Linked DNA regions of Homo sapiens: region 1 is linked to region 2. Evidence: read pairs that join two places in POLR2A ChIA-PET (ENCODE). Cell type or tissue: CD4-positive, alpha-beta T cell. All regions are shown on one strand. Each heading gives the region's core, and the rest is flanking DNA. Links, peaks and the distances in the headings are about the cores only. Region 1 overlaps HNRNPA0 (heterogeneous nuclear ribonucleoprotein A0). Region 2 overlaps KLHL3 (kelch like family member 3).

Evidence for each region. Peaks named below come from ENCODE experiments on the same cell type or tissue, not always from the same donor. Only the 100,000 strongest peaks of a DNase experiment are listed, where the experiment ranks them.
Region 1: POLR2A ChIA-PET joins it to region 2 with 6 read pairs; 11 of 35 experiments call an interaction of 5 or more read pairs at or near these places.

Annotation. Positions count from the first base shown.
Region 1 is chr5:137,739,557-137,750,284 of GRCh38, forward strand. HNRNPA0 (heterogeneous nuclear ribonucleoprotein A0) reads right to left here. Exons shown (of 1, transcript NM_006805.4): 1 at 6,095-10,728. Among named protein-coding and RNA genes, the nearest start is that of KLHL3, 8.8 kb to the left of the region's middle. In CD4-positive, alpha-beta T cell, for the core only: CTCF peaks have their summits at 3,706 (motif pointing left) and 3,944; a DNase peak (open chromatin) is centred at 3,645.
Region 2 is chr5:137,690,984-137,701,711 of GRCh38, forward strand. KLHL3 (kelch like family member 3) reads right to left here. Exons shown (of 15, transcript NM_017415.3): 4 at 7,304-7,425; 5 at 1,302-1,464. Among named protein-coding and RNA genes, the nearest start is that of KLHL3, 40 kb to the right of the region's middle. RefSeq lists an enhancer at 3,295-6,255 and a silencer at 4,483-4,683. In CD4-positive, alpha-beta T cell, for the core only: CTCF peaks have their summits at 5,302 and 5,507; a DNase peak (open chromatin) is centred at 5,178; H3K4me3 peaks cover 876 bases; H3K27ac peaks cover 2,744 bases.

The DNA.
Region 1 (10,728 bases), core at 2,454-10,453, 50 kb after region 2:
TTATCCTATGTGAATTAGTGCAGAAATAGAAAACCAAATGTCACACATTCTCAGTTATAAGTGGGAGCTAAACATTGGGTACATATGGACATGAAGATGGGAACAATAGATACTGGGGACTACTAGAGGATGGAGGGAGGGAAAAGGGGTTATATGATTTGGATGTTGGTAGCCTCCAAATCTCATGCTGGAATGTAATCCTCAGTGTTAGAGTTGGAGATAGGGCCTAGTGGGAGGTGCTTGGGTCATAGGGGCAGATCACTCATAATAGTTTCACACTGTCCCCATAATAAAGAGTTTTCACTCTGAGTTCACTCGAGATCTGGTTGTTTAAAAGTGTGTGGCACCTTCCTCCTCACTCTCTTGCCTCTGCTCTCATCACGTGATATACCAGCTCCCCCTTTGCCTTCCACCACAATTGTAAGCTTCCTGAGGCCTCCCCGGAAGCAGATGCCAGCACGCTTCCTGTACAGCCTGCAGAGCCATGAGGCAATTAAACCTCTTTTCTTTATAAATTACCAAGCCTCAGGTATTTCTTTATAACAACACAATAACCACCTAATACAAGGAGCAAGCCTAAAAAGGTAGTTGAAAAGCTACCTATTGGGTACCATGCTCATTACCTAGGTGACAGGATCATTCATACCCCAAACCTCAGCATCATGCAAGATACCCATGTAACAAACCTGTACATGTACCCCTCGATCTAAAATTAAAGATGAAATTTAGGAAAAAAAAAAAAAAGGAAGAAAGGTTATCTAGCAAAACCAGGGGCAGAGCTGAGTCAAGAAGCAAAGTCTCCAGACTCCTGGCACAAAGTTCCTACCCCCAATATTTTCCAGTTTCAGAAACACATTTTACATTTTCTACCTTATTATCCAAATGTTCTCTGGACCACAGTCTGAACCTGTTTGCTCTATGCTAATTTTCCTGACTGGACTTCAGATTAAGGACAGTTGCTATTGGAGTCCTGCAGTAGAGGAGAGTCAAAATAATCAATGTGGTATCTGTCTGGAGAAAAAGGTCCCATCCTCAGATTGCTCAGCAATAATAGTGTCTTAGTCCAGCAGGCCCCAACCTTTTTGGCACCAGGGACCAGTTTCATGGAAGGCAACTTTTCCAAGGATGGGGGTGGGGGGTCAGGGGGGATGATGGTTTCAGGATGAAACTGTTCCACCTCAGATCATCAGGCATTAGATAGCTTCTCAAGGAGCGCACAACCTAGATCCCTTGCACACACAGTTCACAATAGGGTTCATGCTCCTAGGAGAATCTAATGCCACTGCTGAGCTGACAGGAGACAGAGGTCAGGTGGTCATGCTCGCTTGCCGGCTGCTCACCTCCTGCTGTGCATCCCAATTCTTAACAGGCCATGGACCAGTACCAGTCTGTGACCTAGGGACCACTGTCTTAGCCCAGTCCTTCCCACACCCCAGCCTTCTTCTACAGCTTATCAAAAGTCCCTAGTGGCCCCAGATCTCTACCCCAAAGCAATGTATTCAGCCATCTACACCAACTTTGTTTAGAATCATTCAGCTCTTATGTGGCTTAGGAAGAAACCATGTTGGGAGGAGAAACTTTTTTAAGCTAGGTTTTATCTAGAAAGTTCTCTCTTCCATACTCTATCTCTGTACAGGGAGCCAGTTAAATTTATCTGAAGACAGCTAAGCCAATCATTCTTCCTTGTAAATGCTCTTTTTCTTTTCTTGCCTTTACCCTCCTTCTCCAGGACATCAGTTCCTCACATTTGCAGGCACCATAACACAGTACAATGGTCCCACACCTAGCTGTGCATCAGAACCATCTGCCCAGCTGGTTAAAATGGTAGGTGTCAGATCAATAGGCATGAAGAAAAGTTTTTAGGGTTATAGAAATGTTCCGTATCTTGACTGTGGTAATACCTACACAACTGTATACAAGTACTGCATTTCATTAAACTATACACTTAAAATGGGTTTATTTATGCAAATTATACCTCAATAAATCTGGAAAAATGAAAAAACACTACAGGGTCCGGCTCTTCCTCACACCCATAGAATCAGGGCCTGAGGAACAGGAATTTTTTTAATTTTTTTCCTTTAGTTTTAGAGACGGGGTCTCTCTATGTTGCCCAGGCTGGTCTCGAACTCCTTGGGCTCAAGCAGTGCTCCCGCCTCAGCCTCCCAAAACGCTGGGATGGACAGGTGTGAGCTATCGCACCCACTAGGAACGGGAATTTTAATGAACTTCGTAGGTGACTCTAATGCACAGCTAGATGCAAACATCACCTGAACAATGAAAAGAGCCCAGACCATTAAAATCAGACAGGGCAAGGTCCAAATGTACTTACCAGAAACATGACCCTAGGCAAGTTACAAGCTTCGATTTTTCTCATTCGAAAAAAGGTGAGAACAATAGTACCTACTTCACAGCATTGTTAGGTTAGAATGTAAAGCACTTAGCTGAGAGCCTGGCCTATAATAAGCACTCAGCAACCATTAGTAGCTATGATTTTCATTGTCTGTGCCAATGCTACCGAACCTGAGCACTCGGTCCTAGGTTCAAGAAGAAAATTAACCAGGGTAGGGCCTCTCCTGGAGCTATTTTCACATCTCCACTGGTTACTATTACCAACAGGTCAGCAAGGAGTAGACAAGACCAAAGCTAAATTAAGGTCCACCCACACCTGTATCACCAAAATGCCCTCTCATATTCAGGAGCACTTGCCAAGTGCCCTCAGACAGCCAGGCAGAAACTGAAAAGGAACTTGAGACCCCAAAAAGTCAAAAGAGAAACAAAACAGCACCTTATCCAGAGGAATAAGGACTCTTCCTCTGAAGGTAAAAGAATTCACGCCAAGTAGATTCCAGAGTATAATCACTCATGCCATTTGTGTTGCATTTTTAAGCTTACAAAGTGCTTCATATCCATCATCTCCTTTGACTTAAGACAACATCCCCTGAATGGTAATAATAGCTCCCATTCCTTGAATATTTACTCTGGGCCAGACCCTGTATTCCACACTTCACATGTACCCTTGTCATTTAATTCTCACAACCCTGTAGGACTATTATTTCTCTTTTAAACATGAGAGAATCGAGGTTCTGAGAGTTAAATAACTTGAACCAAGGCCCCACAGTTAGTAAATGGCAAAGCTGGAATTTGAACCCAGGTCTGCCTGACCTAAGAGACCACTATTAGCTATACACAGAATGTACTACCCCTATCTTACTGTCTCCATTTTAGAGATAAGCTAATTGAGACAGAGAGAAAAGGTAACTGGCTCAAAACTACTTAGAGAGCCAACCTCAGTGCAGAACCAGACCCTCAGATGCCTGGCCTAATGCCTTTTTCACCTTACCTCTGGATGAGGAAAAACAGCTTTGAACCCCTAAAGATATTACATACAAGCTGGCATCCAAGGCTTCCAAACAGCTACTATAATAAAGTCCTTCCACCTGGATTCATCTGGGCACCTAGCTTATTAACCAGGACTAGCCAAAGAATGCTCTTGGGGAAAGCTGGAAGAGTACCACTGGAACCCAAGGGAATTAAAAAAAAAAAAAAAAAAAAGGCGGGTGGGTGGGGGGCAGACCAACTAAAGCAACAAGCAGAGTGCTTCACACAGACCAGCACACTGGTCTCTGAGTCTTCCCATGAATCTGCAACCTACAACTGGTGCCCTCTGCTGGCAAAAGTATACATCTCTTCATAACAAAAGTAAAACCTAATTACTACAACTGGGGCTTAAGAAGGAAAAAAATATATGCTTCCTTCACAGACATTCTATTCAGGAATGAACATTATTTCTTACTTACAACTTTCCAATAGGCATATGCAACTTTAAATTGACTGCAATGATCCTCTCCTCTATCTGCTGCCCCTGCCTCACGCCTGCAGTTCTTTCCTTTCGGGATCCAAAGAAAATTGGGCTGTTTTACATAAAAAGGTAAAATATAAATGAATGATGCAAAGCCCTAAAGTCAAGAATACAGTGATGTGTATGTGGGTGAGATCAGGTCTGCACATCTAGCAAGTACAGAGAATTGAGGCAGGCACACACTTGAAGTGATATAAAACCCATGGGCACGTATGCTCAAACATTTTGGTAAATCTCTACCTTCGTAAAATAGCATGCTTATGATTCAGTCAACTAAGTCTCACTGAATATCTACTATGCAGGCTGTACCAGAGACTGACAACATAAATCCTATATTAATATAATTCCAAAGAGCACACAAGCTGTTTGAGAAAATTAGACATAGGCATATACAATGGTAAAAAGTATGAGAGTCAAGTACAGAAAGGGTATCATGGAAACTTGGTGGGAGAAGAGGCAACTTCCAGTTGGGGAGAGGGTGGATGACATGAGAATAGAAATAAATTGAGAACTTAATAATTCTATGGAGTTTTTAAAAGGTATTCATAATTGTAAATATTTGCAAATAGGTAATTTCAACGTCCCATGATTTCATTTAAAAAATTTTTTTGGCCGGGCATGGTGGCTCACACCTGTAATCCCAGCACTTTGGGAGGACAAGGAGAGAGGACCGCTTGAGCACAGTAGTTTTGAGACCAGCCTGGGGAACATGGTAAGACCTCATCTCTACAAAAAAAATTTTAAAACTTAACCAGGCATAGTGGTGTGCACCTGTAGTCCTAGCTACTTGGAAGGCATGGGCAGAGGGATCACCTGAGCCCAGGAGTTTGAGGCTGCAGTGAGCCATGATTGCACCACCACTGTGCTACAGCCTGGGCAACAGGGCAAGCCCTTGTCTTTAAAAAAATATTTAAAAGATACAATTTTTTCATCCCACTACTTTAATATACTTACATATTTATTATGTTAAATAATATATTTTTTCATTACAATTTCTATTGTGGTAAAATATACATTAAATTTGCCATTTTAGGCCAGGTGTGGTGGCTCACACTTGTAATCCCAGGATTTTGGTAGGCTGAGGTGGGAGGATCACTTGAGCCCAGGAGTTCAATACTAGCCTGGGCAATATAGCAAGACTCCATCTCTACAAAAAGATTTTTTAAATTAGCTAGCTGTGGTGGCGCGTGCCTGTAGTCAGTTCTAGCTACGGGGGAGGCTGAGGTGGGAGGATCACTTGAGCCCACAGTTCGAAGCTCCAGTGAGCTATGATCATGCCACTGCACTCCAGCCTGGGCACCAGAGTAAGACCCGGCCTCCAAAAAAAAGAAAAAAAGCCATTTTAACCATTTTTAAATATACGATTCATCAGCATTAAGTACATTCATAATGTTGTATAACAATCACCACTATCCATTTTCAGAACTTTCTCAACATCTGAAAAGAAATTCTGTATCCCTTAAACAGTAATTTCCCATTTCTATCTCTCTGAATTTGCCTACTCTGGGTACCTCATTTAAGTGCAATCATAGTATGTCCTTTTGTGCAGGCTTATTTCACTTGGCATGTTTTCATTCATCTTGTAGCATATACCAGAAATTTATTCTTTCTTATGGCTGAATATTCCATTGTATGTATATACCACATCTTGTTAATTCATTCACCTGATAACACTGAGTTAATATTTCACCTTTTGACAGACCACAGTTAACATTTCCCTAATATTTGACATTTAGTTTCCAATTTTTTGCTACGTCATAATTTTTATGCAAAGACTGTTTTCCTTTCAATAAATTTTTCAATAAACTGTTCTGTTAAGGTTAAATTCCTAGTAATGGTGTCCCAGAGCATATGAATACTTTAATAGTTCTTAATAAATAAATCCATAATTTTACTCTCCTCATTTGCCATTTTTCATAACCTGATGGACAAATTCCGGTCAGCAGTTTGTTACAAATGTATAAAGTGTGACAAAACCAAATGGAGGGAAGCTTTTGGAGAAAGAAAAGGAATTAACAAAGCAGAAACAGCTCAGAAGAGCTCTCCACTAGACAGAGCTGGCTGACTTCTGTGACAGGTTGCCCAACTGCTCCTTCTATCCATAACCTGATGTTTTCCAATTAACTTGGTGACTCTTTGAAAAAAAAAAAAAAAATCTGCCTGTGTCAGGGATCCCCCGGACCAAGCCCATATTGAGATTTGATAGAAGGGTTCACAAAACTCAGCACTGCTAAGTATCGTACTCATGGCTAAAGTTTATTACAGTGACACAGTAAGTGTACACAGTTGGATCATACAGGAAAAAGACATAAGCAGAATCTGGAGGAATCCATGTGCAGGCTTCTTTAGGATCTCTCCCTCCCATGAAGATTCACACAGAGCACATTTTTATACGAGGGATGTTTCTGCCTAGGGACTCAGTATGCAAGGTTTTCATTGGGAGTTTGGTCATATAGACATCCTTTACCTGGCATGTACCAAAATTCCATACTCCCAGAAGGAAAGCAGGTGTTTAGCATAAATCATCTTGTTTGAACAGTCTAGGTACAGTGAACCACCTTTATTAGTGAACAGTGAGAATACCCCTAAATCCACGTGTTCAGATAAGGGCCAACCATGCAAGTAGGCCACTCTAAAAGATACCAGCCTCAGGCCAGATATAACTTTTTCTGCACACCCCCAATTCAAGATTCATTTTGGCCAAAAAGCAGCATCTCTCAACATATATATGTAGATACCTATGGTAGAGTTGAAAAGATTGTGGATCACTTATACCTTATCCAAGTAGTTCTGATTGCTTTCCTTATAAACCTTCATTGAAAGCAGCTGTATGAAAGGAATAGGAATTTTGGGAAACACATCTTTTAAAATTCAAATCAGATCATGGAACTCCTCTGCTCAAAACTGAAATGGTTCACCATTCATTTAGTGAAAACCAAAATCCTTACAACAACCTACAAATCCCTACATGATCTGGCCCCTCTGGCCTCATTATTCCTTTCCTCCTCTTCCTTCAGGTCCAACAACCCTGAACAATTTGCATTTCTTCAGAGGCCAGACACAGTCCTGCTTCAGGGCTTTTGCTCTTCCTAATCCTCTACCTAGAATGCTCTTCCCATACCTATATTGCTCACTCCCACATTTCCTTCAAGTCTTTGCTCAAATGTCACTTTCTGAGAGACCTACCCATACCACCTATTTTAAAGTATGCTATCCTCACAAACATCCCTTGCAACAATCGCCATTCCTCACCCTAATTTTTTCTATACTTCTCATCTTCTAACATACCATATAATTGATTATGTCTTATTGCCTGTCTCTCCCCAGTAAAATATAAGCTCTTTGAGGGCAGGGATTTTTGTCTTTTTCTTCTGTATTTCCAGCACAATCACCCAGCAGAAGAGTAACAAATTTTAACTTGACATACTAAGAAACAGGGAGGCACTGAATTTAGGGATAGTAACCTAGTGCAAATAGCTAGATCTTCACGTTTGGTGGTGTGGGAAGATCAAGTCATAAGAAAATGTGAAAGAAGTTTTTTTTTTTAATTTCACTGAAGAGATGACCACAGTATATTCAGTTATTGAAGAGTTTTAATAAAAGGAACTATTTACAAGGGTATGGGCACAGTTAAGGCAAATCAACAAGGTTTGAACCTTCTTGGGACTAGAGAATCTAGCAATAGGAGACAGTTACGAGAAGCCAGAAAAGACCTAGAGCTATAAGAGGGCCACTGGAGCAGAGCTGTGGCCACTCACAATCTCTTGCTAAGTATATGAGAAAGAGAAGGAGCAAATATTTCAGCCTCACTTTTCTATCACTGTCCAAACCCACCATGAATAAAGCCAGAAAAGAGAGTATGCAGTTCTTTATTTGTCAGCCTCCCAGGAACACAGAACAAGAGAGATAAAGATGGAAAATAGATCAGGAAGGGCAAAAAGAATATCCAGCACAATGGCCATTTTGTAAAGCTATATGCGCAAGACACAATGCTTCAATGTGCTACCAGCATCTTCAACTATGTCCAAATCTTCCCTCTAAATCTTCTCTTCCTATTACCAGTGGCATCACCATCCTCTCACACAGTAATTTTGATTAATCTACTCTCTCTTCCTCATTCTTCATATATCCAAATATTTGTCAATTATGCTTTCACAACTTACCTCAACTTCTTTGTCAGTCTATTTCCATTGCTCTTTGTTCATGCTCTCATTCTCTTACCTGGTTAACATCAGTTGTCTTAGCAAACTTGCCACTTTGAAACATCCCCCACTGCCATTTATGTTACTCAGTGCTACTGGACTAATCTTTGTGAATTAGTTTCACTACCATTATTGTTGCTCAAAAACCTTTAATGACTTTTACTGCCTACCCTAAGTCCAAACTCCTTAGCCTACTACTCAAAGACCTCAGTAACCTGGTTCCAACTTCATTTTCTCAATTTATTTCTCACAACTCTCTTTTATCTTAGTACAAATTAGACATTTGTTAGCTGGAAGTCAATGAAGCTTAGTAGAAGGAGCGAAACAACTAGAATTGGTCAAACTTGGATTCAACTCTCAGTTCTACCATGTCACCAGCTGGGGGTCCTTGGGAGTTACTTTTCTGGCATGAGATTTAGCAACCTTATCTGTGAAGGTTACTGAATGATGCAATGAGAACATTTGTAAATGTACCTAGTGTTTGGCATCCAATATGCATACTTCTCCAAATACGCTCCATGTTTCTGCCTATCTGTCCTCCACCTAAAATGCCCTCTTTCTCCTCCCACCTTCTCTATAAGACCTATCTTTTAAGGTTAAATGTTATATGCTCCACAATGCCTCTCTTGATCCTTCTTCCTACCTGAAGTCACCTCTCCTCAACACTCACATTATTTATACCTTCCTAATATTAACAAATACTTAAAACATTACAGATGGCTAGCAGAATTCATCTCTCTCCTACTAGAGTTGAAGCAGCAGTGATTTAGAGAACTACCACATGGAAGCTCACCCAGCAAGTAAAGAGCAAAGCCTAAAGACCATGCATATCTCGGGTACTAAGATATAAAAGTATGCCTTTTGCTAGTCTGTCCCACCTCTTCATTAGGGGCCATATAGTAAAATTACTGTGTACCAGAGACTACAGTAAGCCCTTCTTTATATGCATTCTTTCACTGAATCTGCCCAACAATCCTATGTAGCAGGTATTACCATAGCCTATTTTTTTACAAATAAGGCAAGTGAGGCTCGGGCCAGTTTGTCCAAGGTCGCAGTGCTAGAAAGTGACTGTGTCAGGAACAGAATTTGGTCTATTGGATGCCCAAATTTACGTCCTTAAGGGCTATGAAATATTAAATCAGATACCCACTATGAAGCAAATTACATTTGCAACGTAAGCATCAAAGACAAAATACACCTTTGATTTCTAAAAAGTAATCAATTAAGGAGAAAAGAGTCTTAATTTTCATCAGAGAATGTACATTCAATGACAATGGAGCTAACTCCAATTTTGATGGTGTGAACAATATGAGATTGTGACACAATGCTGTAAAGGAAAAGATGCATCATCTCAAAATAAATTGAATTCCCATTTCAAAATAAATTGAATTCCAACCAGAACGCAAGGTATATGAAGACAGCAACCATGTTTGTCTCACTGCTGTGTACCTCCACATTATAGAACTGTCTTACACAAAGGTGCCTAACACCCAATGAAATTGACGGTAAACACTGGGAAATAAGCACACTGTTTAAATGGCAAAAGTTTACACTTGAGAACTTTATAGCAGGAAATGATAGCTATTTCAGATAGATTTTTTAAGTAAACCATACAAAGTGGTAAAAGAATTAAAGAGACAAAGAAAGCCTGCCTGAATAGAGAAGGAAACAGTTAAGAATAACTACCAAAGGTGTCTTCCTGAATCCTTTCCCTCTCTGAAGGTTCAAATCATCTGGCTTCAAATCAAAGTAAAAAAAATAGGTGGAAAATAGAGAATTGCCCTTCTAGTCTTCCTACTTTGGAATTCCTTTTTAAATAGCAGCTTTCAAATATCTTTTTATAATAAATGTTTTACCTTGTAACATTTAAATTCTCATTCAAGGCAAATATGAAGTTCACTCAAAAGCAGGACAGCTAAGGAGTTATTTGACTAGGCAGTCTTTGTTGCTGTTTCAAAAGGCCAAAATAAGGCTGAGGAGGAAAATTTCCCCAATGATCACTCTTAAAGTGATTCAATAAATTGGTTACGATGGAGAAAGACACTTAGCCTAAGTGCAAGTGCTGTCTTTTTGGGTAAAATCCGTGTAGTCTAGATGCAGTTCTGCTCCAAATCCAACATCCAAATGCCTATCTGCAATCAGCAGACGCGGGCAGACAAAATTTAACCTAAAATGCAAACTCTCAAAACTTAAGCACACTTAAAAGGTAAACTAAGTTTACAAATCCAATAACTGATACCATCACTTCTGGTTTTGAAGGAAATCATAAATGCAAATTTCTCAAGTATCCTCAATCTTTTAGGTTTACTTAAAAATTATGAAAATTAGATTTGAATATGAAACGTTCCAAATCACTAAGTTAAAAATGGATGAATGGGTACAATCAGTATAGTCATTCTGATTTGATAGTTATCACTGTGAACCTTAACCACTTGCAGGCTTTTTTTTGGATACAGTAAATCAGTACCAATGAGAGCTTTTTAAATGACCTGAAAAACACTACAGATATTCCAATCAAAAAATCTAAAATGCTCCAAAATCCGAAATTTTTTGAGTGCAGACATGACATTCAAAGGAAATGCTCATTGAAGCAGTTTGGATTTTACATTTTTGTATGAGAGCTGCTCAGCTGGTAAACATAATGGAAATATTCAAAAATTGAAAAAA
Region 2 (10,728 bases), core at 1,514-9,513:
TCTTCAGGCTGGAACAAGTGGCAATGAAGATTTCTTTCCAGCTAGCTAAATAAACATAATGGACTGAATATAAATGTTCATTTCTACTCCCTCCCAAAACCCCATTAAAATAATAGAATGACAAGCTCTAGTGCAGAGAATGTCTCCAAGAAAAATAAGTGAACCAACAGATTATCTGATGTATTGAGGACTGTTCTAACAAGAATTAGTGGTAGAACCATACACTATGCAAGAGAAAAAGACAATTATTAACTGCCCTTCTTATTAAAGTTTTCTGATTTAAAAAAACACTATAATTATAATAGATGGCTTAGTTCAGTTGTGGAAATGGTATTTGGACAATAAAGAGGGGGGTGGCTGCATGTGTATAAAGGGAAAGTCTGCAAAAGCTCAATCTTATTCTTCTGGAGAAGTCAACAAATAATATCTAAAACTAATCAAAAAATAGCAGTTGCACATATTATTTTGATAAATGGAAGTGAGTAGCAGATGAAGTAGCTTTTAGCTGGATCAGAACCTGCATTTTAATTCCTTAAGGATTGAAAATGAGTGGCTCTGGAGCACAAGACTCAGTGTGGAAAGGTGGAGCAGGGCACTCCTCATCGTTATAAGCCCTGCAATAGTACGTGACTTTTTTTTTTTTTTTAGATGGAGTCTCGCTCTGTCACCCAGGCTGGAGTGCAGTGGCGAAATCTCGGCTCACTGCAAGCTCCGCCTCCCGGATTCACACCATTCTCCTGCCTCAGCCTCCCAAGTAGCTGGGACTACAGGCGCCCGCCACCAAGCCCCGCTAATTTTTTTTTTTTTGTATTTTTAATAGAGACGGGGGTTTCACCGTGTTAGCCAGGATAGTCTCGATCTCCTGACCTCATGACCCGCCTGCCTCAGCCTCCCAAAGTGCTGGGATTACAGGCGTGAGCCACTGCGCCCAGCCAGTACGTGACTTTTAAAAGAATGTTTATGGAACGCTCAGATAAAAACAAAGCTTTTCTTAACAATAACAAGACGTAGCTCAAGACCTAGCTCAGTTTGCTCTCCCCACTCCCCAAATCTTCTTGGATCTCCTTCCTCTACTCTAGTGAAAATTACTGTCTGTACCATCCCCTTGGCAATTAATCATTTTCCACTTGGCAATGAGCTAAACTGTCCTATCATTAATTATCTTTCCACCTGTATCCCTAACTAAATCATAGCTGCTTCACAGCAGAGACCACTTCTCATAATCTTTGAGGAGTCTGCAGAAGACCAGGTGATTAGATCCACAAACTCGGAGGAGGTGCAGCAGTCCGGCTCCCCCTTACCTGCGTAGGCATTGGCCTGCTGCAGAAGGTCAGTGCAGGTGTGTACATCTGCAAATGCACGGATGCCCAGGCAATTGGTGGGATGCAACTGAGACTGCAGGAAGTCACAGCAGTTCTGCCGAACATCCATGAGCTGCAGCAAGCTGGCTGCCGGGAGCAGCACCTGCAAGAGAAGGTGACATTCTCAGATATTGGATCCCACTGGCAGAGACTCATCTGCCTTTTCCTATCATATCACTCCCATGCTCAAGATCTTTTCATGGCTCTCCACTGCCCGCCAGTAAGTCCAAACTTCCTAGCCTGCTTTCCAGCCTTATTTCCCACTACTCTGCCCTTCACGGACCCTAAACACCAGCAGATTCTCTGTATCCCTACAGCCATGCTTCCCAGTCTTTAATCCCTGGGGATCTTATTAAAATGCAGATTCTAATTCATTAGGTCTAGGATGGGATCTGAGAGCCTGCATTTCTAATAAGAACTCAAGTGATGCTTGCAGTTGCTGGTCCACAAACCACACTTTGAGTAACAAAACTCTACACACACACACACACACACACACACACACACACAATGGTTCTCATACTGGGCTGCACACTGGTATTACCTTAAGAGTTTTAAAACTACTGATGTCTAGGTCTTGCCCTAAAAGAATCTAACTCAATAGGTATGGAGTGTGGCCTGGACATTAAGATGTTTTTTAAAGCTCCCCAGGTGCTTCTAATGTACAGCCACGTTTGAGAGCCACTGTCCCACAACCTTCAGTGTACTGTCCTCATTCAGAAAGGTACTTAATGAATGATTAATTACTGAACATCTATGTGCCAGGCACTAGTTTAGGCTCTGGGATTCAGGGGTAAGCAAGAGAAACCAGATCCTGTTCTCCTGGAGCTTAGAGTCTACTGGAACAAGATTCATTCCAAATCCCTCAGGACTCAGGCAACGACACTTTATTCTCCCATCAAACAGATACAAAGCAAAGAACATCTTTAGGTACATTCTTAGAGAAAGGAGAGCTAAGTTTCCATTTAAAAGGTCACAGGACACATGACTATTTATACTATATCCTGAAAGACAGAAATAGTTCTTGCTCAGGTGTATATGCATGTGTTTTTCCTAAGGGTCAGGGAAGACTGGCTTGAGCAGGCCCGCTGGGTGCTCAGACAGCCAACCTCTATCAATTTTCCCTAGGACTTTCCCTCAGCTGCTGAAGCCTGCCTCTAGATCAAACATACAGGACAAAAGGCCAAAGTCCTGTCCCACTCCAGCTCTGCTACCCTGCCCTTCACCTATGGAAGCAGCAGGTAGTCTGAGAATGATTTTCCAAAAAGAAATTTAGAAAAAAAATCACACTACAGAATAGCTTGATTTAAGGCTGCTTATCTTGGGGACCCTGGCATCCACTTCACCCCAAAATAATCCCCTTGCCCCAGGCCTTTGCTCTCAGCTGCTGCCCTGGCTCTGAGAGAGTGACTGAGCCAGCTACACTCTAGCTGTTCCCAGCCACAAGGGCTTGCCCAGGAAGATATGGGCTGCAGATGCATTTGTTTTCTTGATTCAGGACACTTGAAAAAGACTTCTTTTTTTTTTTTTTAAGTGCTTTAAATTCTGGACTCTTTCTCCCAAGACAGCTCTGAGTCCTCAGCTCTGACTCTCATCACTTTTATGTACTCAGGCCAAAAACTCTGCCCCACTGCCCATTTGGGGGCTTTGTCCCTCCACTGGGTTTACCAACAGTCCTAGTTTTTCCAGGACTGGGGGTTTCCCAGGACTTTCAGGGCTAAAAATGGGACAGTCGGTCACCCTTCATTATCCCTGCCCACAGACAATAACCACCAAGAGCCACCACTATCAGTGCTCGAACTCCTGAGCCAAATGCCTACGCTCAACAAGGAAAGCTGCTCCTACCCACAGGCTTACACTTCTCTCTCACGACAGCTGAGTTCTAGAAAACGTGCTCCTTTTCCCTTCCTCCATCCTCTCTTCCACTATCCTATATCCCCAGCAGGAAAACAGTAAATTAACACCATGTCTGTGATATTTTCTGAACCACTAATACATTCCTGAGAAAGAAAAAGATAAAATCACCCTCTTCTGAAAGTTTTGGACTATAAATGAACACAGCCAGGATCCAAATCTAACCACCTGAACTCTCTCCCCACTAAGCAGCCATCATCTCCTCTAAGCAGCCATAAACTGGGAAACTCAATTAACCTGTGAGCTTGCTCAGCCCGGCCGAACAGATTCCAGGACCAGATTAGTCTCTGCCTGCTAGTCAAATGGGGATCCATTAACCATTCTTGCTGAATGCACACCAGGAATAAAAAGCTCTGCTCCCAGTCTCCAAATGACCTCCATGACACCCCCTGGCCAGTATCAGCTAGAGTTAAGACTGGTGTCAAGGCCATAGGTTGACCAATCATGCTGATTTACCTGGGACTTTGCCATTTTTACCACTGAAAGTCCCCCTCTCAGAAGGCCCCTCGCTTCTGGGCAAAATAGGATAGGTGTTCATCCTAGGGAGGAGTAACCTCTAACCAGTGACCCTCAGAAGCCCTGAGGGAGAGGAAGCCATCAAATGTTGGCCAGCACAAACCCTACTCAGAGGTGTGGTAAACTCCAAAAGGGCCAGATGTGAGAAGAGGCAGGAATTCAACAGCAACCCTCTCCCCACCACCCACCATCCAAGAGGATTTCTGAGAGTCCAATCTGCCCTCAGACTGCATTCCAGCGAGCTCCCCAACCCCATACGCATATACAAGATCATGCCAGTGACACACAGTCCCTTCCCCCTTCCCCTCTTCCAAGGAGACAGCAGCACAGTGTGGTGCTTAAATTCTCAAGCTCATGACAACCAGCCAGAGAAATGAAATAATAAATATTTCCTGAATATACTCCTTAGGTTACACTTTCCATTTTTAAAACCTCCCTGGATAGAGCTACCCACATGGCTTTCAACTTCCCTACTGTTCACAATACCCACTTAGTAGGCAAAAATTATAAGGCTTTCTACCTCTCCACACCCCTTATCCTGTTTGAGTCCACTCCTACCCAAAAGCCTTCCCAAACCGACTTCCTAAAATGAATGGGCCTTCTGGTTTCTCTAGTTGCTCTTTCCCTCTCTTTGACTCTGAGACTAGCTTAGAGTCAAAGGCCATTTTCTTCCTTCTACTTGCTTCATACAGAAAAGTGTGGGAAAAAAAAGTCAAGGAAATCAGAATGCTGAAGGGAAGGCTTGGAGGCTGGAAGATGTATCACTGCTCAGACTCTGGGTCTCAGGGATAAATTAGGGCCCCATCCAATGGGGTTCTGGGATCTAGACACAAGTACAAAATACATTCCCAGAGGCCCTGAAAGAAAAAAGAGCAATACATCCATGAAATGACTGTCTTCAGTTCCCTCTCCCCACATCAACAGGGCTTTGAGAGGACTTCCTCTTCTCTTATCTTGCCTGAAACTCTACTTCTTCAAAGCAGCAGCAGTGACAAGATTATGAACAAAAGGCCAAGTGCAGGTCCTCAGCTCTGAAGCAAGACCATCCTCATAGAATAACTAAGGCAGTACTGCCTGGTCCCTGGAGGGAGGAGGCTGAGATCAGAGGAGTAGTTGGCCAAATCCACCCATCAGGATGGAAGATTACCGTAAGTCAAAAATCTTCTAGCTTGCCTTCTGCCACCTCAGCATTACAGTTCTTGGAAAACAGGCCCTGAAATGGCCCCCAGCAAGAGTCTACAGGTTACCCTTCAGCTTGCAATGGCTTCCCCTCCATTTTTCATGTGCAGGCCCCGTTTTGTTTTTTTTTCTTCCTCAGATAACATGAAAACACAGCAGAGGATATCCTGCCACAGAGTTTGCTTCCTCTAGCAAAAACAAAAGGAAATGCCCTGCCTCAGAAAGCACCTTCTCCTGGAATTGCAGGGAGGCAGGGCCATGCACAGAGGGAGGGCATCAGCCAGGGGGCGCAGGTGTTGGGGCCACCCAGGGTCTCTGCCCCAATCACACAGTGGGTCTGGCACAGAATCAGTGCCACATAAAGAAAGAAAGGAAAAGAGGTGGGGGGGTATATAGATGAACAGGAAAGCTGGCAGAACAGCACTGTGATTAAGCGTCATTTTGAATTTTGACTCCTCCACTTACCAGCCATGCAACTGAGGACAAATTACTTAACCTCTCAATGCCTCTGTCTCCTCAAAAATAAAATGAGGACAATAAGGTTTGTTATGAGGATCAAATGAGAAAAATTTAAAGCAGTTAGCACAGTGCTTGGTACATAGGAAGTGCTCAGTTGATGTTAGTTTTTATTATTGTAAATAATTATGAGCCAAAGTCAAGGTTCTGATCATTCATTTCATGAGAAACTAGAATTCATCATAGCCACAGAGCACAGTGAGTCAGAGGGGGCTGGCTTCAGCTTCCAACTCTACCACTTACTCTCTATGTGACCGTGGCAGTTTATTTAACCCCTTTGAGCACCAGTTTCTTCAGCTGTAAAGGAGGAATCATATTGGTATGGTCCAATGGGTGATTATAAAAATTGAATGGAATAATGCATGTGAATTGATGGGCACATGCTTGCTTATAAAAGTATGACTGCTGGTACCTCCACCACGGAACAGGAACTCAGGGTCCCTCCAAGGTACGTGTGCCTGGGAAGGGACTCCAGGTGTAGCTCTCACAGCCATTTAACCAAGCCCCAGATCTCTGACCCTTGTTTCTAAGGCTTTCAGGAAAGCCCCAGTGCCTCCATGCTCATCTCCTCGGTGCACCAAATCCTCAATACCTCCTGTCTTCACAGACAACCTGTGAGCAACCGCCTCAGCAGATACATAACAGCATGAAGAAGAATCCATGTTTTTATCCAAACTCTCTTCTTCCCAATCTTTTTTTTTTTTTCTTTTTGGAGACAGAGTCTCGCTCTGTCATCCAGATTGGAGTGCAGTGGTGCAGTCTCAGCTCACAGCAACCTCCGCCTCCTGGGTTCAAGTGATTCTCCTGCCTCGGCCTCCCAAGTAGATGGAATTAAAGGCACCTGCCACCACGCCCAGCTAATTTTTGTCTTTTCAGTAGAGACAGGGTTTCACTGTGTTGGCCAGGCTGGTTTCGAACTCCTTACCTCAGGTGATCTGCCTGCCTCAGCTTCCAAAAGCGCTGGGATTATAGGTGTGAGCCACCATGCCCAGCCCCTTGCCAATCTTTCTTGTTTTTTCTCCAACATCACCCTTGACCTAACCACAGTTTAAAGTGAAGAGATTAAAAGTCCCCAAACAATGAGGTTCAGAGAATTTTCAGTTTGGTGAATGCATCCACATGCTGGGAGGGTGACATAACCCAACCTCATAAGACAGAAGCTTCTGGACTCAGGACCACCAAACAGTGAACATTATGTCCACATAAACTGTACCTTGCTTTATGTACCTCTTAATCCTAACCAGGCAATAAGGATCCAGAGTAGAATATCTTCTAATTATCCAAGTTTGTAAACACTTTGTATTTTACAGGAAAAAAAAGTTATTAAATAAATACATGATGAAAAGAGCAAAGAGAGCTGGTTCCAATTATAGACTTCTACTACCTCCCCTCTACTCATTTTATGCCAAATTACTTTGCACTTACTGTTAGTACCCAAAAGTTATTCACCTGTTTGAATTCTGAGATGAGACGATGACCTGGGGAGAATAGGAGTCACCTAAGCTCCCAGCTTTTCCTTCACAAGATTTTGAAGACATGAGTTAAAGATCTTCTACTCCCGGGGCCCAGGCTCATTCAGGGATATCATGGCCTAGTGGCTAAAAGCATGGGTGCCCAAGCCAGGAAGGCATGAGTTTGAGGACCAGCTCGACCACCTCCTGGCCATGTGGCCCAGGGCAGGTCACCTGACCTCTCTGGAGCTTTAGTTTCCTCTTCAGTAACCAACTGAATTGTTGTGAGGGTTAAATAAAATAACGCTGTAAAATGGTGGGTCCTGAGTGTGCAATACACTGAGCTATTAGTGAGCCTGAGTTTACCTGGACATTCTCTTCAGTCACCTCGATTTCAGCAGTATAGATGTAGTCAATCAGCTTACTCAGCGTCTGCCCATCCACGTCCTTGATTTCTATCTTTTTGGCTTTACTCTCAGACATGTCACCTAGAGTTTACAACAAAAACAAAATGACATAAATGTGGTACCTGGGATATGTTTACCTTCCAGATGGTCTCCTGCCCTGTCTTGGAAACATAAAAGCACTTCCTGGGCTCCAGGAGGCAGCAGAAGGGATTCAGGCACAGAAGAGGATAAACCAGGTAACATCAAGGTCACATCAGCTTTGGGTCTGTGATCACCTACAAACCCAGCCTTAAGCATTCCTTACTCTATCTATTGCCCACTTCCATTGTGAAGGCAAATCTGTGTGCAATCACTCATTTAACCAACATTTACTGTAAACTTCCATATACAAGGCCAGAAAAAGTGAACAAGATATGCACCTGTCCTTAAGGAACACAAGTCTAGTAAGGCAGATATACAAAAGTGTTTATAAACAGAGGTGATAAGAGCTTAGTAGACAGTTATACACAAAGTATTGTGATAACAACAATAATAAGTAACATTTCTTGAGAGCTAACTATGGCCACACACTTAAGCACTTTAAAGTCTTTTAATCCTCACAACAACCTTGAGGTTTATTAATATTATTGCCATTTTACAGATGAAGAAACTGAGCACAGGAGGGTAGGTAATTCATTTTGCCCACAGTCACACACCTAGGAAAGGCCAAGTTGGGTTGAAACCCAGGGAGTCTGACTCTAGAGTCCATATTTGTAACCACTACGCTATACTAAATCCCAAGAACACAGAGGAGGGAGCAACAAATCTCTCCTGGGAACTCCAGTCAGGCATCCTATTAAGAGGTCACATTTGAGAGAGGTATTAGAGGATGAGGACGAGTTCTACAGGCAGCAAAGGTGAGGAAGGATGAGCTGAATCTGGGATCCATTCGTGCAAAGAGAAGAAAGTACCAAAAGAATAAATTTTGGTGAAATGGCGAGAGGTTGGTGTGGCTGGTACATGGAGTAACAGTGAGAAGAAGGAAGCTGGAGAGGTAGATGGGGCCAGGGCTTGACAAGCCCTGTAAGTCAAGCTGGGACTTTATCCCAGGTGTAGCACCATTGAGAGGTTTTCAACAGGGAAATGACATCAACAGATGGGCATTTTTGAACGAAATTTTGGATGCAGGGTGGAAGCTAGATCACATGCAGGGAGAACAGCTGGAGGCCCTGATAATAATCCAAAAAAGAGAGAAGGCAGGGCTGTAAATAACGGCAATAGCAGCACCACATTTCCACGGTCCTGAGGCCCCTTGCCTTCAGCCTGCACTCTATATACAACACACGGGTTTATCGAAAGCCAGGCCCATTCAACAAGGGCTGCTGATTTCAGGAAAGACAGGCAACACATGTCTTTGTAGACTGAAATAAAGGGCAACCTAACTGCAAGAAACAAGAGATCCAGAAGCCTCAATGTGAGTGTGAAAACAGAGCCTGGGCAGTTGTTTTCTCTCTGTGGAATTCATACACCAGAGCCAAGAAAATAAAGTACAGTACAGCATGTGGGCTGCAGACACCCACCTCCAAGCTGCACGGACTGCACATGATTCCTCCACCAATCCAAAGTCCCATCCTGACACAGTTCTAGAGCTGAATGACTGGAACGGAGAGAAAAGTAGCGGGGGAGACATTCCAAACCCCGCCTGCTCCCTTAACTGCCAGATCAGGTGGACCTGAGACCCTCCACCCTGTTCTCTCTTCTCTGACTGCCAGTGAAAGCCTGTGAAAGGCCTCAGCACAGTGCCCTGGGGCAGAATGAACAGGTAAAGAAACAAGGGAAAAACAGTATATTACTCCTCCACCCATAAGACAGGATCCACAATCTCTCTCTTGAGTTTATTGAGACACACAAACAAAAACATGCATACACAAGGAAATCAGAAGTTAAGCTATTAAAAAGTTCATTGATGAGGGTCCAGTTGGTAATTACACTGCAAAAGATAATCAAAGATAGCCAATTCTTTGTTTAAGGAGTTAGCCCTCAAAAAATAAGACTTAAAAAATAGAGCAGCCGGACTGTAAGAACCAAGAGATTCAGAAGCCCTCACAGCAGTGTAAATCAGAGCCTGGGCTGACTGTTTTCTGCCTGTGGAATTTGTGGTTGAAAGTCAGGTTAGGGTTTTGTAACTTTGGGGTAAATAAATGGAAACGCCTGGAATTGTAAGAAAATATTTTTATATATGTGCAAAAGTTCACTTTTTCTAGGGGGATGACAGGTCATTTTTATCAGATTCTTACAGGCGTCTATGATTCAGAAAAGGTTAAGACACAGTTTTCTAGACAGTAGGTCTTTAGGAGACTTCTCCTTGCTCCTTTACATGACCCTCAAATTTCTAATTTTCTATATTAAGTACTTAAAACTTAAACAAGCAAGAAAAAAATGATGTGAAAGAAAAACTAAGGGCTCAAAGACACCACTTATTTTCTGAGAAAGCTTGTAGAATCCAATCTTATTATCTCTTATGAACCAGCAAAAATGACTACACCAAACTAAGACTTTAGTTTAAATGGGCCCTAAAAATAGTCATACTAATAGTCACTACTGTATACCTGACCTTCTGCTAAGGTACACTAATGTGTATCTGACCCACATTATTTCATTTAACCCTTGAAACAAGTCCAGGAGGTAGACAGTATTATTTCCATTTTACAAATTATAAAACTGGCATTTCTTTTTTTTTTTCGAGATGGAGTTTTGCTCTTGTTGCCCAGGCTGGAGTGCAATGGCATGATCTCAGCTCACCGCAACCTCTGCCTCCCGTGTTCAAGTGATTCTCCTACCTCAGCCTCCCGAGTAGCTGAGATTACAGGCATGCGCCAGCATGCCTGGCTAATTTGTTTTTTGTTTTGTTTTGTTTTTTAAGTAGAGATGGGGTTTCTCCATGTTGGTCAGGCTGGTCTTGAACTCCCGACCTCAGACGATCTGTCCTCCTTGGCCTCCCAAAGTGCTGGGATTACAGGCATGAGCCACCGTGCCCGGCCAAAATTGGCATTTCAAGAGGGATTTACACATAGATACTAAGAGGCAGGACTGAGATTTGAACTTTGGCCTAACTCTAGACCCTGTGTCATTTCTAATACATCCCTCAATAAAATCTCACCCTAACTAATAACCTTAATAAAAGTATTCCCAAACTCAAGGCATTGGTCCAAATTCTGAGGACAAGTTAGTACTTAATACCTAGCAAAGAACCAAGCGGCTTATCCTCAACACGTAACAAAGTGCTTGGCATAAAACAAGCATTGAAAAAGTATTTATTGGAGTAGAAAATTTAAAAAAAAGAAGGGAGGTTCTCTTGACATCTCATAATTCCATGGGCTTCAGTAATTCTGGAGGAGGAAAACC